4 separate regions of the Homo sapiens genome follow, and all the other regions are linked to region 1. A link is a contact called in ENCODE Hi-C or POLR2A ChIA-PET data. All regions are on one chromosome and are shown on one strand. The core of a region is the stretch at or near the end of the contact, and the rest is flanking DNA. Distances in the headings are between cores, read along the strand shown.

What was found. A loop is a pair of places that touch in the nucleus more often than their neighbours do. ChIA-PET counts read pairs that join two places held with the same protein, here RNA polymerase II (POLR2A). Pooled maps may share reads with other maps.
Region 2: a loop to region 1 is called in a map of naive thymus-derived CD4-positive, alpha-beta T cell, with 7 times the contacts of the local background. The contact joins the enhancer-like site here to the promoter of RUNX3-AS1 in region 1. A Hi-C loop is called at or near these places in 1 of 168 maps with a recorded cell type or tissue (naive thymus-derived CD4-positive, alpha-beta T cell), 1 of 37 single-sample maps with no recorded cell type and 6 of 50 pooled maps. POLR2A ChIA-PET finds 5 or more read pairs at or near these places in 1 of 52 experiments (H1).
Region 3: a map with no recorded cell type shows a loop between it and region 1 (6-fold over the local background). The contact joins the promoter of MAN1C1 here to the promoter of RUNX3-AS1 in region 1. A Hi-C loop is called at or near these places in 1 of 37 single-sample maps with no recorded cell type and 5 of 50 pooled maps. POLR2A ChIA-PET finds 5 or more read pairs at or near these places in 1 of 52 experiments (activated CD4-positive, alpha-beta T cell).
Region 4: a loop to region 1 is called in a map of B cell, with 27 times the contacts of the local background. The contact joins the promoter of NIPAL3 here to the promoter of RUNX3-AS1 in region 1. A Hi-C loop is called at or near these places in 1 of 168 maps with a recorded cell type or tissue (B cell), 2 of 37 single-sample maps with no recorded cell type and 7 of 50 pooled maps. POLR2A ChIA-PET finds 5 or more read pairs at or near these places in 1 of 52 experiments (activated CD4-positive, alpha-beta T cell).

The regions. Positions count from the first base shown.
Region 1 is chr1:24,928,810-24,932,535 of GRCh38, forward strand. It overlaps RUNX3-AS1 (RUNX3 antisense RNA 1), which reads left to right and starts at 1,648. Exons shown (of 4, transcript NR_183341.1): 1 at 1,648-3,217. RUNX3 (RUNX family transcription factor 3) reads right to left here and starts at 1,467. Exons shown (of 5, transcript NM_004350.3): 1 at 778-1,467. The coding sequence starts at 1,059. RefSeq lists enhancers at 1-407, 56-235, 408-1,141, 2,581-3,170 and silencers at 706-1,145, 1,346-1,815, 3,486-3,705.
Region 2 is chr1:25,674,816-25,678,541 of GRCh38, forward strand. The region is part of intron 1 of MAN1C1 (mannosidase alpha class 1C member 1); the gene reads left to right. Among named protein-coding and RNA genes, the nearest start is that of MAN1C1, 60 kb to the left of the region's middle. RefSeq lists a silencer at 1,429-1,498 and an enhancer at 1,579-1,628. Within about 2 kb of position 1,861, at least 4 of the 41 ENCODE cell types and tissues checked have a DNase peak (open chromatin) inside an H3K27ac peak, as active enhancers do.
Region 3 is chr1:25,614,919-25,618,644 of GRCh38, forward strand. MAN1C1 (mannosidase alpha class 1C member 1) reads left to right here and starts at 1,873. Exons shown (of 12, transcript NM_020379.4): 1 at 1,873-3,419. The coding sequence starts at 2,880. RefSeq lists an enhancer at 1,139-1,308 and silencers at 1,499-1,788, 1,809-2,098.
Region 4 is chr1:24,413,649-24,417,374 of GRCh38, forward strand. It overlaps NIPAL3 (NIPA like domain containing 3), which reads left to right and starts at 2,154. Exons shown (of 12, transcript NM_020448.5): 1 at 2,154-2,256. STPG1 (sperm tail PG-rich repeat containing 1) reads right to left here and starts at 134. Exons shown (of 9, transcript NM_001199013.2): 1 at 26-134.

The DNA.
Region 1 (3,726 bases), core at 398-2,897:
CTTCCAGCCACCTCGGGCAGCACCACCCCCAGCCGCCGGCCCTTCCTGCCCTGCCCTTTTCTCACGGCAGCTGTGAGAGGTTTAGGGGAAAACCGAGGCGTTTTCGTTTCATCTCGCTGCCCCCTTAAAAAAATGAAAATGAAACAGTCGCCTACTCCCTGGCATAAAGAAAAAGGTCCTCTAAATGGCTGGGGGCTGCCAGGGTTAGGGGTCCCCCAATCTCAACTCGCCATTCGGGACGCATAATATCCCCGAGCAAACGTCTGGAGAGCAGTGCCCCGATCCCGGCCTAGCGCCGTCCGGTAAAATTTCGGAAGCCCGAGGGTGTGAGCAGGAAGCTTTTGCGAAGCGGCGCGGGAGGAGGGGTGCTGGAGGCGGAGGGTAGGCCCTTTCACCGTTCGCACCCCACCCGCGGTGTCCTTGCCCCTGTCCCGGGATCCTCTTCTCCGTTACCCGCAGGGCTGTATCTGAGCGATCCGGGTTAGGGGGGCGCAAAACCCCATCCGCCCATTTCCGCACCAACGTCTCTACGCAAGGCGCCCCAAAACCCAGGTGGAGCGGGGCAACCCCGTTAAAAGTCATTCCTGCAGGGCGCATCCAAAACGGAACGCCGAGGTCCCGGAGCCGAGCGCGCAGCCAGACTGAACCGGGTGCCCGGGTGTCGCCGCGGCGTCTCGGGCACCTCCCATCCCCACTGCTCCCGAGGCTCTGGCTCCCGCAGCTCAGACGCCCGGAGCCCCAGGGCCGGCGCCCTCCCGCCCCGGGTCCCGCACTCACCTTGAAGGCGACGGGCAGCGTCTTGTTGCAGCGCCAGTGCGAGGGCAGCACGGAGCAGAGGAAGTTGGGGCTGTCGGTGCGCACGAGCTCGCCTGCGTGGTCCGCCAGCACGTCCACCATCGAGCGCACCTCGGGCCGGGCGCGCCCTCCGGGCCCCACGGCCGCCTGCGCGCTCAGCGCGCCGCTGTTCTCGCCCATCTTGCCGCCGCCGCCGCCGCAGGGGAAGGCCGGGGAGGGAGGTGTGAAGCGGCGGCTGGTGCTTGGGTCTACGGGAATACGCATAACAGCGGCCGTCAGGGCGCCGGGCAGGCGGAGACGGCGCGGCTTCCCCCGGGGGCGGCCGGCGCGGGCGCCTCCTCGGCCGCCGCTGCCGCGAGAAGCGGGAAAGCAGAAGCGGCGGGGCCCGGGCCTCAGGGCGCAGGGGGCGGCGCCCGGCCACTACTCGCCAGGGCCCGCCCGCTGCGAGGCCTCGCTGGCCCGACGGCCGCCCGCAGCCTGCCCGGCTAGTCCCGCATCCTCGGCGCGCGGCCCCGCGTGCGGCCGCCCCTCGTGGCTGTCCCGGCTGCCTGGGCCGCGGCGGGGCCCGCGCGGGGCTGTGCCGCTGCCGCCGCCTCCCGCCCCGAAGCTCGCCCGCGGCCGCCCCGACTCCGCGGCCGCAGCCCCAGAACAAATCCTCCAGAATCAAGTGGCGGGGCCGCGGCCGCCCGCGCGGGGTTAGTACCCCCGGGGCCCGCGGGGCGGGGCTGGCGGAGCGACGCGTCGCACAGCCAATCGGCGGAGCCCCCATCGCGGGCACCTCGGTGGCGTTCGCGGGGAGGAACGGGGCCTGCCGGAGGCCGCCCAACGGGGAGGGGCGGAAGGCGCCACCCCGCGGAGGAGGCCCCAGTGCCACAGCCCAGGGCCCCCGAGAGCTCTGGGAGCCCGGGGCAAATGCTAGAAATTTGCTTAGAACGTCCGGGTCCCACGGAAGGCGCCCTTGCCGCCCTCTCTCGGGTCGTAGCTCCCTGACGCTGGGGCGCAACCCCTTCGCTCCTCCTCCCCGCTGGCCGCGGCCGGGCTTCCCCAGCTCTTGCTGCTTCGGGCCTGTGACTTCTGCAACCCCGGGCTGGGGGCCGCGGGGTCTCAGGGCCGGTGACGCCGCACTGGGAGCCGCCCCAAAGAGGTTACTCACCTCCCTCGTCCCGCACATTATTCTGACCCAAGAGCCTCCACCCCACACGGGATTTTGCGCGTCGTCCACGCCCGGCCGGCGGCCTTTGCTGCTCCCAGCCCTGCGCGGCTTTGGTCCCAGCCTCGGTGGCCCCTGTGCCAAACCGGGGACAGGCGGAAGGGAGTCTCCTAGGGACCCTAAGTAGCCTGGGGCCAACAACCCCTTTCCTCTCTGCTCTCCCCTCAAAACAAGTTTCAGGATCTTGCAGGCCTCGCGGCGTCGTTCTTCGTTGTGGCGGCCTGTGGCTCTTTGAAAAACACGACGAGGCCTGCAAAATGCGTTTTTCTTTTTTTCCTTTACGCATGTAACCACGGTCCTGCATCGTGAAACGGTACGCGCGTCGGTGGCAAAAGAAAAACAGCAGTGGCTGCAAAGCTAAGGGCCCTCGCTTTCAGAGGAGAGAATTTTCTTTCTCCATGCGGGTGGAAAGTGGCCTCTGCGGGTCCAACCCCACTTCTTCTTGGGCCCGTGCGCTCCGGCTGCGCCGCAGGGACCGCGGACAGCTTCGCCAAGGCACTGCCTGCCCGCCCGGCTCCGGGTCCCCGCTCCCACTCCCAGCCGCGTGGCCCAACCTCTCCTGGGCTTCACTGCAAATCACCCCTTCCTCTCCCGCCTCCTAAGTCTGTCGAGCAGACCTAGGGGCCGGCTACAGTTGGGAGGGCAACGGGAAAGATCAAGCCACAATCATTCCGAATTATCGCCCCAGACACCTCCCTAGACTCTGGGGAACGAACGCGTGCTGAGCCTCCCCGCCGCTTTGGAGACGGGGCTAGATTTTCGTTGCCTCCGGCTCTCGACAGGTGCAAAACAATGAATTCCAAGCCTCGGAAGCAAAGAAGCTTAGGATCCGACGGTGGCCGCAAGATCTCATCATGGATCTGACCCCTGCTCAGCGCGCGCCATTTCGTCGTTGCCAAACGAAATCAAGCCCCGCGTGCGCTCCAGGGGCGAAGGACTCTGGACTCACCCCGACCACCGGGAGAGCTGGCCCCTACCCACCTCGGGACCTCACAGCACGCCCTCAGGCCGTGTCGAAAGGAAGGACGGCAAAGGTCCCTTACTGAACCTTTTAAGAGAGCCTGCGCCTGGCAGTTGTCGATTGCGGACCCAGGCCCGCGCGCCCTCGGACGCGCTGGCACGAGCAGCAGAACTAGAGGAAAGCGAGTGATCCAGCCTGGGCGCTCCCACCTCCGGGAACGTCTCCGAGAAGGCGCAGCGCGTCGTGGCCAGGTAGGGCCCTGGCCGGGGGCGGGCAACACGTGCTGCCCTCGAGCAGGTTGCGGGACCATGACCCGCTGTTTCAGGTGGTGGTAAATTCCATTTGTCGAATGGTTTCGGTTTGCACCGTGCCCTTTGCTTGTTCCTCCGCCTGATTTCTCCCTCTCCGCTTACGATGGGTTCACAGACAAGTTTCCAGAGAATGAGGGACTCTTGTGGGCCCTGGCACCTGGCGCAGGGCCCGGCACGGCTCCGGCTCTCCGTAGGGCGCTGGCTCCCCGTGGGCACCAGATCCAAGGGACCAGGGCGGCGGGGGGAGGGGGGGCGGGTGCAGGCCCTTGGGTCCCCAGACCAAGGTCGCGGGGCCGCCTGGCAGGCACAGTGGCGGGAGCCGCCGCTAGTTGGCGCCCGCGCCCTGCCAGCCGCGGAGGTGCGGGCCCGGCCGGGCTACAGATGCGCGCCAGCTGCGGCCCCGGGTGCAGGCGCGGCGACCGCCCCCGAGGAGCTGCCCTTTCCTTGCC
Region 2 (3,726 bases), core at 611-3,110, 750 kb after region 1:
TTGGGATGAAGCAGAGCGATATGAATAAATTTGCACTTCAAATAACCACCCTGGCTGCAATGTGGAGAGCAGTGTAGGAAGCCAGGGAGGACCCATCTAGGCCAGTCAGGAGGCAGTCGCAGGAGTTCCATGGAGAGATGGGAGTGGTTTGGATTAGGGTGGTGCTCATGGTGGTGGTACAAAGAGAAGTGGATGGAGAGATACTTCTCTTTTAGTGGATACGTTAATAGGATAGCAGTATCCTGTGGCTGCTTTTTATTGATTGATTGATTCATTTTATTTCAGTAGTTTTTGGGGTACAGGTAGTTTTTGGTTACATAGATAAGTTCTTTAGTGGTGATTTCTGAGATTTTCGTGCACCTGTCACCTGAGCAGTTTATACTGTACCCAATATGTAGACTTTTATCCCTCAACCCCTGCAGTCTTTCCCCCAACTCTGAGTCCCCAAAGTCCATTATATCATTCTTATGCCTTTGTGTCCTCATAGCTTAGCTTCCACTTATAAGTGAGAATATACAATATTTAGTTTTCCAATCCTGAGTTACTTCACTTAGAATAAGAGCCTTCAGCTCCTTCTAAGTTGCTGCAAAGGACATTATTTCATTCCTTTCTATGGCTGAGTAGTATTCCATGGTGTATATATGCCACATTTTCTTTATCCACTCATTGGTCGATGGGCACTTGGGTTGGTTTCGTATCTTTGCAATTGCAAATTGTGCTGCTATAAATGTGTATGCAAGTGTCTTTTTCATATAATGACTTATTTTGCGGGGGGGGGGGGAGGTGGTTACCCAGTGTGGGATTGCTGGATCAAATGATAGTTCTACTTTTAGTTCTTTAAGGAATCTCCATACTGTTTTCCATAGTGGTTGTACTAACTTATATTCCCACCAGCAGTGTAAAAGTGTTCACTTTTCACCACATCCATGCCATGGCTGCTTTTTATTGAGCACATATTATATACGAGCCATTGTGCTCAACACTTTACATCTGTTATTTACTCTTAGGGTTATTCTAAGGATTAAGTATTTCTGTCCTTTTACAGATGAGGAAACTGAGACTTACAGGGGTTAAGTCACTCACTCAAGGCCACACAGCCAGTAAGGTGGCAGAGCCCTAGAGCAGCCTCTCAAGCTTCAATGTGCGTTTGAATCACCTGGGGCTCTTGTTAAACTGCTGCTACAGATTCAGCAGGTGGGAGAGTGGAACTGAGGTACTCTGTTTCTGACGTGCCCCCTGGGTGGCCCTACTCCTGGTCCCTGGAGCACTTTGAGCAGCGAGAGTTTCTCTGCCTGTATGGCCCACACTCTCGACCCTGATGCCTTAGAAACAGCTGCAGACAGGATGCGATTCCTGAGACTGCTCAAACCTGAAACCCCATGGGCAGGATGTGGGTGAGCTGTCTGGACCTCAGGTGGGTGGGAGTTGTATCATATGCTCATTTCCCACATTGGCCTTTCAATAGCTTGAGTAAACCCGAAACTGAGAGGGTTGGAGGCAGCATCTCCCCTTCTACTCCCCCGCTTCACCTCCCCGGGCAACCAAACCCCACCCGTGCCCAGCTTCTGAGCGATAGACCTGGGCTGTGTATTTGCAGGAGCCTCACTGGGGTCACCAACCAGGTCATGTTGTGTTGCCCCAATAAATGGAACTGGATCAGAAAATCCAACGTGGATAGTTTTTAGGTGCCAAGCTGTCAGCTCTTCCCTTGGACTGTGCTGAAAGTGGAAGAGGAGAAAAAAATCAACCCAATGTTCTAAGCTCTCTGTCTACATAGTCATTAGATCCCAGGATCGTTAGAGACCAAATCCCTTCCCACTTGGCCCCTGCAAATGGGGCCAGGTGTCACTGCTGGGAGACGCCAGTAAGGCTGCACGTCATGGTGTGAGCACTTGTCTTTAATGACTGGGAAAATCCATTTCCTTCCTTGGCAGCTTTGAATGTAGCAACTGTGGTTCTGGGTCACTGCCAGAGCCAGCCTTGTGTGTATGTGTGTGATTTTTTAAAGTGGGGGAGAATGTCTCAATATTCAATGCTCACCCCCTTCCTTCCAAGTTGTACCCCCAGAGAACTGTCCAACACAAACTTTGGAGTTTTCCACTCTGGGAGTGGTCTGCTGGCACCCACGTGTCCTCCCCTCCTCTAATGCATCCTTTCTCTCTTGATCTCATTGTTCTGGGGTCCTCAGCTGAGTGGGCATCTGTGCCTGGGTGATCGATTCTAGTCTCTTTTCTGCAGGAGAGAACTCTTGAGCTCTGAGACAGGTAGAAAGAAAATCTTAAACCAAATAATAATGTTCTGCCTCACACTAGTAAATATTTTGCACTAAAAAATTCCGTGTCATTTTGATTTGTTCAGGTAGACAAGAACATCTTTTGTTTGAGGAAGAACTGAAGAGATTTCTTGGGATTCAGCTCCGATGGCTCTGCCTGTATCTCTCTATCATTGGAGCTTTGTTTTCCACCTTTGCAAGACTTGAGTGAAGGGAAGGCTTTGTGGTCTATTGTTAGGTGCTCTTTGAATCTATAAATCACAGGCTACAGGAAGGGAGGGGCTTCCAGAGACCATCTAGAGCCACCCTCTATCTCTAGCAGGGACACACACACACACACACACGTACACACACACAATGACTGCCTGTTGCGCGTTTCTAGAACCTAGTGGGGACAGGGGTACAGTTTCTTTTGGTGCATAGTTCTCATGTTGATTGGTTCCGACTGTCATGTTCTTGCACCTGTCCTGAGTATCTCTTGCTGTAGCTCTGGCCCTTTCCCCAGTCAGCTACTGCACTGCCCTGGCCCATGTTTCTTAGAGACATGGTTATCTCTGTGCTATTAGTGTCTGTGTCCTGGCCGAGGCAAGTCCCTTCCCTTTCTGAGTCTATATTCTTATAAAATGTGGCTTTGAGAATAGATGATGTTTCTGGTCTTAAAATTCTCTTTGACTCTGGAGTTCTGGATCTGTGCTTCTGTTTGATGTTGTTTCTCTTGCTGGGTGACCTTCTCTCTGACTCCCTGCTGTAAAGACCTCCTTTTTTTTTTTTTTTTTTTTTTTTTTTAATCAAAACCTAACTTGGTCCGACCTACCCCATGGCTGACCACCCAGGCACTTGCTTTTGACTTAAGGGTAGCACCATACGATGTCTTCTTTTTGTTTTTCATTTTAACAACCTGTATTTTTCACATCACAAAACCTTTCTAGATATTCACTGTAGAAAATTCAGAAAATATAGGTCAATAAGAAGAAAAAGATAGAAATCACTAAACTTCTATCAGACATAACCGCTGTTAAGAATTTGGTATATTTTCTTTCAGTCTTTTTTGTAAACACTCATACATAGGCCAGTGAATTTCATACTATGTAATTTTGTGTTCTGCCTTTCCACCTAATAATATATACTGAGCATTTTTGCCTATCATGAAACATTTGTAAACACAATTTTTAATACCTATTTACTACTTTACATCTCCTACTTTAGCCCTTGCATAATTATTTCCAAATGGAACAAATATCTGTCTTGTCCAGCCCACTGAACTGGCCAAATCAAATGAGATAAAATATGCAAAGAGCTGCACAAATATAAGTGATGATTGTTCATTTTGTTAGTTTTATCTCCCCAAGTGAACTACTTTACCGTATTGTCTCAAAATCGTTAAACAGTTTCCTGTTCACCAAGTTTTGCACAGTGGTGGGCAAAACATGCTGTCTGGCTGTAATCTCTTAAAA
Region 3 (3,726 bases), core at 623-3,122, 690 kb after region 1:
AGTGATTCCCCTACACTCTCAATGAGGAACAACACAGATGATGACTCTAATGAATGCTGGGTCCCTGCCTGGTTCTCCAAAGACAAGGTTGCCCTTTCCTGCAGTGGGACCCAGTGAGGCGATGCTTGGGTGTTGGAGACATGGGTGAGGCCAGGCCAGGTCTCTGGGCTCCTGCACCCAAATGGGTCACATGCTTATCTCTGATTTGCACAGCTGGCTCCACATCAACCTGCCAACGAAACTCACAAGAGATTGAAATATCTGAATTAGAATTTTATATTTAAGCTGCATATATTTGTGGGATTGGGAAGGATTAGTCATCTCCAGTGACCAAAATGTTTGCACCTGTTACCCACTTTCATTTTCAGTTGAGAGAAAGTTGCATGCCAGGGATATTTAAACATCGAGGGTGGGTCTGCTGTCAGTGGTCTGGCCAGAGGTAGAAGGATGACTGAGTCCCAGCCGCCCATCCCCAGCAGGCCTCAGGGAAGAAGCAAGATTTACGAGGCGAGAGCCTGCCTGGCCCGCTTCTTCTGTCGGGAAAGGCTTCCCTGCAGTATTTTCTGTCTCGTCAACACTGCATTTCATTTTAAATTGCAGCTGAAAGTAGATATTTTCCCTCTTGCCTATTACAAACCTCTTAATTTGTCTCTCCCTCTGCTGTTATTTGTCTCTATAAAGTGTTTTGCATGAAAGACCCACACAGCACAATGTTGCTTCACCCTGGGTTAGGTTTAACAGGAAGGGAAGATGCAGAGACTAAGTCCAAGGAGGAAGATGTGAGGGCCTTGGGGTTGAGGACACGCGTGTCTGGGAGTTGATGCCTGGCTGTTTTTGGAGGTTATCTGTTGCCTGAGTGTCTGTGGGTATGCGGGTGCACATGTCCATGTTTGTACTAATTTACATATATGTCTATGCATACTGTGGTATAATCACTTGGGTGTCCATACCCAAATTAAGTGTATGTTTGAGTGCATGTACACACCCACATGCCAGTCTCTGTGTGCATATAGATCTATGCCCAGACGCACACATGTGCATATAAACACACGTAGGCATCAAGGTAGACGTCCGTCACATTATGTGTGTGGTCTTCTGTAGACACGCCCGGGGCTCTCTTCCTTTCGCTGCTTCTCAAGGCTGCGGTCAGCCTCCCTCCGTGCTCCACCCAGGAGCCCTGGCCCCGTTTAGGGTTGTGGGAAAAGGAAGGCACGCCAGTGGTCTGCGAGGGGGCCAGTGGAAACATCACCTCCGCCGACCCGGCCGCGGTCACAGCTCTCTGGCTTGGCTCCAGCCACCAGCAGCACCCCTGCAGCCCGGCGTTAGCGCTGAGAAGCCCGGGGCAGCCGCCAGGGCGCGGGCTGCCAGCTCCCTGACAACCCCGGGCTGGCACTCGGGGGCGAGAGAGGTCACCCAGCGACGGGCACACCCCTCCAGAGCAACACCGTCTCCGGCCCGCTTCCGGGGGCCACCAACCCGAGCCTCGCGGGCGGGCTGGGGGGTGGTCTCTGTCGCTTGGGGTCCAGCGAAGGCTGGGCAGTAACCAATGGACGACTGTGGCCCAACGGGGATCCCTCGGATGCAGCCAATGCCCTCGTTGCGCTCTCCGCCCCCGCCCTCGCCTGCCCCGCGCCGCTGGACCATTGGCGCCCGCTGGATGGGGGGTGCGCGCGACGCCTGCCCTTCGGGGAGGGCGGGGCTTGGAGCGGGCTGCGCTCCCGCCCGCGCTCGGCCTCTGCCCCGCCCCCGGACGCGCGGCCCTCAGCCGGCTGCGGCGCGGCGGCGGCGGGAGGGGGCGCGGGGCGCGCGCGTGGGCGTGGCCGGCGGGCGTGGCCGGCGGGCGGCAGGAGGCGGGGCGGCGGGCGCTGTCGCAGTGAAAGCCCGAGCGGCGGCGGCGGCGGGGACGGCGGTGGAGGCGGCCGGGTGGCTGTGCGCGCGTGTGGGGCGCAGGCTCGGCGGCAGCGGCCGGTCTGGAGCGGCCGCTGCGAGGAAGACAGCTGCAGCGGGGGAGGCGCGGCCAGGGCTGCGCGCTCCGCGGAGCCGGCGGGGCCGGGAACAGGTGATCCCAGTGGGAGCCCCGCGCCCTGCCGAGTTCGAGGGGCGGGAGCCCGCGCTCCCGGGCGCATCTGCAGCCGCCCAGCCGCGGCTCCGGACCCAGGCATCCCTGCGCTGTCTGGGGCCCGGGGGAAGCCCCCTGCCCCCGCAGGCTCGGAAGTGCCTGCTCCTGCTCCCTGGCCACTCCGGCTCCCAGCTCCCGGCGCCCTCTCCGCGGCGGAGAAAGTTGTGGACGTGTCCCGATAGTCGAGCCCGGGCGCTGTCGCGACCGGGCCGGGTGTGCGCGCGCTCGGGGCGGCGCTGACACGCCAGCCCCCCATCGCCTCGGTCCCCTCCGGAAACTGCTTCTGAAGCTGAAACTTTGGGCGCCTACCAGCGCGGGCGGGAGCCTAGGGGGCGGAGGGCGGCTTGGTGCGGGCCTGCGGGCGCCCCTCGGCGCGGACAGCCGGGACGCCGCGGACGGCATGTGACGGTCCCGGCGGCCGCAGCGCGGGAAGGCGCGGGCCCCGGCGCGGCGGGGAGGGCTCGGCCGGAGGGGAGGCTGCGGCGCGCGGCCGGTCGCTGCGGGCCCGGGCCCCAAGCCGTGCCGCTCCGCTCGCCCGGGCCCCGCCGAGGCCGCTGCGCCCCCGCCTCCTCGCGGGAGGACTCGCTCCAAACTCCCTGAACTTCGGGGACAGTCCCCCGAAGCGGCGAAACTCTCAGGGTTGGCAACCCTGCCCAGGGACCCCCATCCCGGGCGGCGCTCCGGACGCCCTCCCCTCACCGCGCCCCCGCAGACACGTGCCTGGACTCCGAGGGCTTCTGGAGCCACCGGCCGGGCCACGATGCTCATGAGGAAAGTGCCCGGCTTCGTCCCGGCCTCCCCGTGGGGGCTGCGGCTGCCGCAGAAGTTCCTCTTCCTCCTCTTCCTCTCGGGCCTGGTCACCCTGTGCTTCGGGGCCCTCTTCCTGCTGCCCCACTCCTCTCGCCTCAAGCGCCTCTTCCTGGCCCCCCGGACCCAGCAGCCTGGTCTGGAAGTGGTGGCTGAAATCGCCGGCCATGCCCCGGCCCGCGAGCAGGAGCCGCCTCCCAACCCGGCCCCCGCCGCGCCGGCCCCGGGCGAGGATGACCCCAGCAGCTGGGCCAGTCCCCGCCGCAGGAAAGGGGGGCTGCGGCGCACCCGCCCCACTGGACCCCGCGAGGAGGCCACGGCGGCCCGGGGCAATAGCATCCCGGCCTCCAGGCCCGGGGACGAGGGCGTCCCTTTCCGCTTTGACTTCAACGCATTCCGGAGCCGTCTCCGCCACCCGGTCCTGGGAACGAGGGCCGATGAGAGTCAGGAGCCCCAGAGCCAAGTGCGAGCCCAGCGGGAGAAAATCAAGGAGGTATGGACTCAGCCCCCAAACTCCTCCCACCAACTGCCCCCTCTAAGGAGAGAAGACCCTCTGGCGCTCCCACCCCTTTCCCTTGCCTCAGTCACTCCTGGTCCCAGGTCTACTTCTGGCCCTGCAGACTGCACTTTGCACCTTCCCCTTTCCTCCCAAATGTCCCACCTTCTTTCCTCCCTACACAGTTTCCCACCACTCGGGTCAGTTAATCGTCCCCACCGTGACAGATGGCAGCTGAACCCCTAGACCAACTGCCCCCTCACTCCCAGACTCTGGTATGTCGTATCCAACCCCCAGGCCCAGT
Region 4 (3,726 bases), core at 904-3,403, 510 kb before region 1:
TCCCCCCGCCGGAACTGCTTCCTACCTGGTCCGGTCCCGGCAGCTGAATCTGGCCAGCCCAACCTCCCGGTCGCTATGGCACCCACAGGCCTAACATTCGCGAGTCCACCTTCCGCCGTCCGCGAGGTAACTCCAGCCAATGGCATCCTCTGTTTCTTTAACGTGAAAAGTTGTTGACCAATCATTAGAGGCGTTTCAAAGTCCGCAGAGAAGCCGGCCGAATTTTAGGGCTTAGGTTAATTACATCAGGGCCTGTAGCGGGGTGGGGAACTAATAAGAGGTTTATCTAGGCCATGCTTCAAAAATCTTGTGATAAACCAAAAGCCTCAGAATTTTGCTCACTCAAAAATCCTGCTTCAAGGAATATACCTAAAAGAATTAACATTCATCCAAGCCCTGTTTCTTTTTTTTTTGAGACAGAGTCTCGCTTTGTCGAGCAGGCTGTAGTGCAGTGGCGCAATCTTGGCTCACTGCAACCTCCGCCCTCCAGGTTCAAGCGATGCTCCTGCTTCAGCCTCCTGAGTAGCTGGGATTACCGGCGCTCGCCACCACGCCAGGCTATTCTTTTTGTATTTTTAGTAGAGACAGGGTTTCACCACGTTGGCCAGGCTGGTCTCGAACTCCTGACCTCAGGTGATCCACCCGCCTCGGCCTCCCAAAGTGTTGGGATTACAGGCGTGAGCCACCACGCCCGGCCCCAAGCCCTGTTTCTAACAGAAGAAAAAAAAAAAAATTGACATGGGCGACTATACAAGGGCAGCCACTTAGTATTCCAGGAGCCCCTCTTCACACGCTTCAGGGCAGGGCGGTCTCAGCGACCTTGTCACTCCCCTGCTTAAAGTCCTCCAATGGCTCGCCTTTAAATTTAGGGTGAAATCCAAGCTTTTTTTTTTTTTTTTTTTTTTTTGACAGGGTCTTGCTCTGTCGCCCAGCTGGAGTGCAGTGGCGCGATCTCGACTCGCTGCAACCTCCGCCTCCCGAGTTCAAGCGATCCTCCCGCCTCAGCCTCCTGAGTAGCTGGGACCACGGGCGCTCGCCACCACGCCCGGCTAATTTTTAAATTTTTTTGTAGAGATGGGGTCCCACTATATTGTCCAGGCTGGTCTCAAACTCCTGGGCTTAAGTGATCCTCCTGGCCTCCCAAAGTCCTGAGATTACAGGTGTGAGCCACCGCGCCGGCCCCCAAATATGTTATTTATAAACTGTCCCTGGCCCGTCCCTCAGATCGCAGGCCCAACCACGCCCCCAGAAAAATCTCTCACCAGCCCTGCTGGCCTTCGGGCAGTTTCTACAATGCACCAACTCGTTCCTCTCCCATGTTCCCAAGGAGCTTTCTCTGCCCCACGATCTGAGACTAGAACTGCCTCTTTCTCATTGTTGATGTCTAGGCCCAAATGACATTTCTTCATACGTAAAACGGGCTTCAAGTCTCACTCATGGCTGTGACGATCTGAAAGCAAATGCGTGTATATGACAACGTGTGAGCGATGAGAAGCTTGTCATCTGTAAAACTCCATGCGCATGTTAATTATCATGGCCGTGATAATTATGTACATTATAGAAACATTAACCAAGCGCTGGGCTCGTTTCAGGACCTTCAGTATTGCTGGGAGGCTTGGTATCCGACAGGTGTTCCAGGAGGGCAGGAAAGGAGAGATATGTTTGGTCCCAAGTCTCGCGAGGGCTCTGGGGAGCGCTGGGTCTTCAAGGACGTTTTGGATTTGAATACTTGGTGAGAGCGTCGGGTAGGGGAACAGCAGGAGCAAAGCCCGGAAGGTGGCTATGAGGATAAGAAGGGAGGACACCTGGCAGGCTGCTAAAACCAGGCCCACCTGCCGGGCAGGTGGAGGCGAGCAACCACCTAAGCTCTCTGGGACAGCGGGAGAGGGGGCAGGGGAGTCGCCGCACCATTCTTCCTGTGGCCGCTAGGGGGTCCCCGCTCCAGGTGAGCGCCAAGCTCTAGCCCCAGGTCGCTCCCTTATGCTTCAAGCAAGCTTTGCAGCGCAGCCAATTGCCAGGGGCTGTCCCGCCTACTCCCCGTCCTCGCAGCCACTTGCCTGCGCGAAATGCCTGCCAACTTCTGACTGGCAGGCAGTCTGGCAAATCAAATCGCGACCTTTGAAAGCAAAACACTGCAGCATCTTGGCAGCTCTGAATTGGGAAGGGATGAAGGAGGCTGTGCCTCCGGGTTGCACGAAGAGTCCGAGTCATTTCTCAGAAGGTTTTGATAGGTGGGCCTTAGAGGAGACGCCGCCGGTGAGTAGTGATTAACACCGGGAGGAAGGGGAATTGAATTTAACCTTCGTTTTTTTCTGGAAAAAGCGAAGTCACCTAACGTCCCCTAGTGTACATACCCTTCCTTCTTACTGTCACCAGCCTCGCCAACCTGGGTCCCGTTGCCTTGGAATGTTCTTTCCAGTTTTGCATCGAGGCCAAGAGGAGCGGGGGCATGGGCTACCTTACTAAAGGTGATGCCAGGCTCTACCAAACCAGGAAGTGACATGGAGTTAACTTTGCCAGAATTTCTCCTCTTCGTGCCGAGCGGCTCGGGCTTCCTGGCGGCAGCAGATGGTGGAGTTAGCAGGTGGGATGAGGGGAGGCGTTCTTGGTCTAAGCCCGCTTCTGGAACAGAGGTGCTGTCTCCTCGAGTTGTAAGTTTCCAGCTCAGTGGGACGGGACGGAAGAATGTAACCTTCTCGTGAGCCAAAGCCGAGGAACGGGAAGCTTGGCAGGGAACTGGCGCTCACCTCCAGAAGCCAGATCGTCGGGTGGTGGGAAAGAGCGTGTTTTATTGATTTGTTCAGAAAGAGGCAAATTCGAATACAGACGCTATGAGCCACGGCTGTCTCATTTGTAAAACGTGCTCTGTGGGATTGGTGAAATCCGTCATCGAGATAAACGGGGTGGGAATGGAAGCAGAGCACCTAGTGAATTCTCATTCCTTCCTTGGGTCAGTGACCACGTGCTCTAATTGTGGGGTGGTTGACAACGCAGAGGTGACTGCTTGCCTCTCGGGCATATGTAGGTCCTGAAGAAATGCTTCGAAATCAGGAAAAGAGAGTCACCAGGTGAAAAGTATGTGTCTTATAAGGGAGTACAGCTTGCAAAGGGTTCCTCCAGGCTTTCAGTCCGGACTCCCACCCAGCTGAGGGAGAGCCTTCAATCTTTGCAGGCGATGCTTCAGAGGCCTGCGAGTTCCTGAGGCAGAGAGGGAAGCTGCTTTTTAAAAGAAAAATTAAACCACAGCAATGCCAACCACCACAAACAAAAGCAAAACCAGAAAAGCACTTGGGCAAACTACTCTGAAGGATGTTAGGAGGCCTGGGTTCCCACCACTCCCTTGATTGACATGTCGCTAAGGTCTGTTGGCTTTCTCTGACCTCCTGTGGGTGGGGCTGAGTATATCTGCTTGTTGAAGCTCTGGAGTTGTGGTTGATTAGGCCTTAGAAAGGCATTCTTGACTGCGAAGGGGCCACAGTGCACCCAGTGCTTAACCAGCCTGCATTTAGTCAGTCGGTTGGTATGTATACAAGTCACTGTCAGGCTCTGGGCTAGATCTCATTTAGTCAGTTGGTTGGTATGTATAGAAGTCACTGTCAGGCTCTGGGCTAGATCTCAGCTGGGAGCAACTGAACAGGGTATTCCGCAAACACCTCACTGGAGTTTGCGCTCCTCAACTCCATGACTGCTTCATGGTTGAATGCTTCCCGGGGCCTCTCAGAGGTA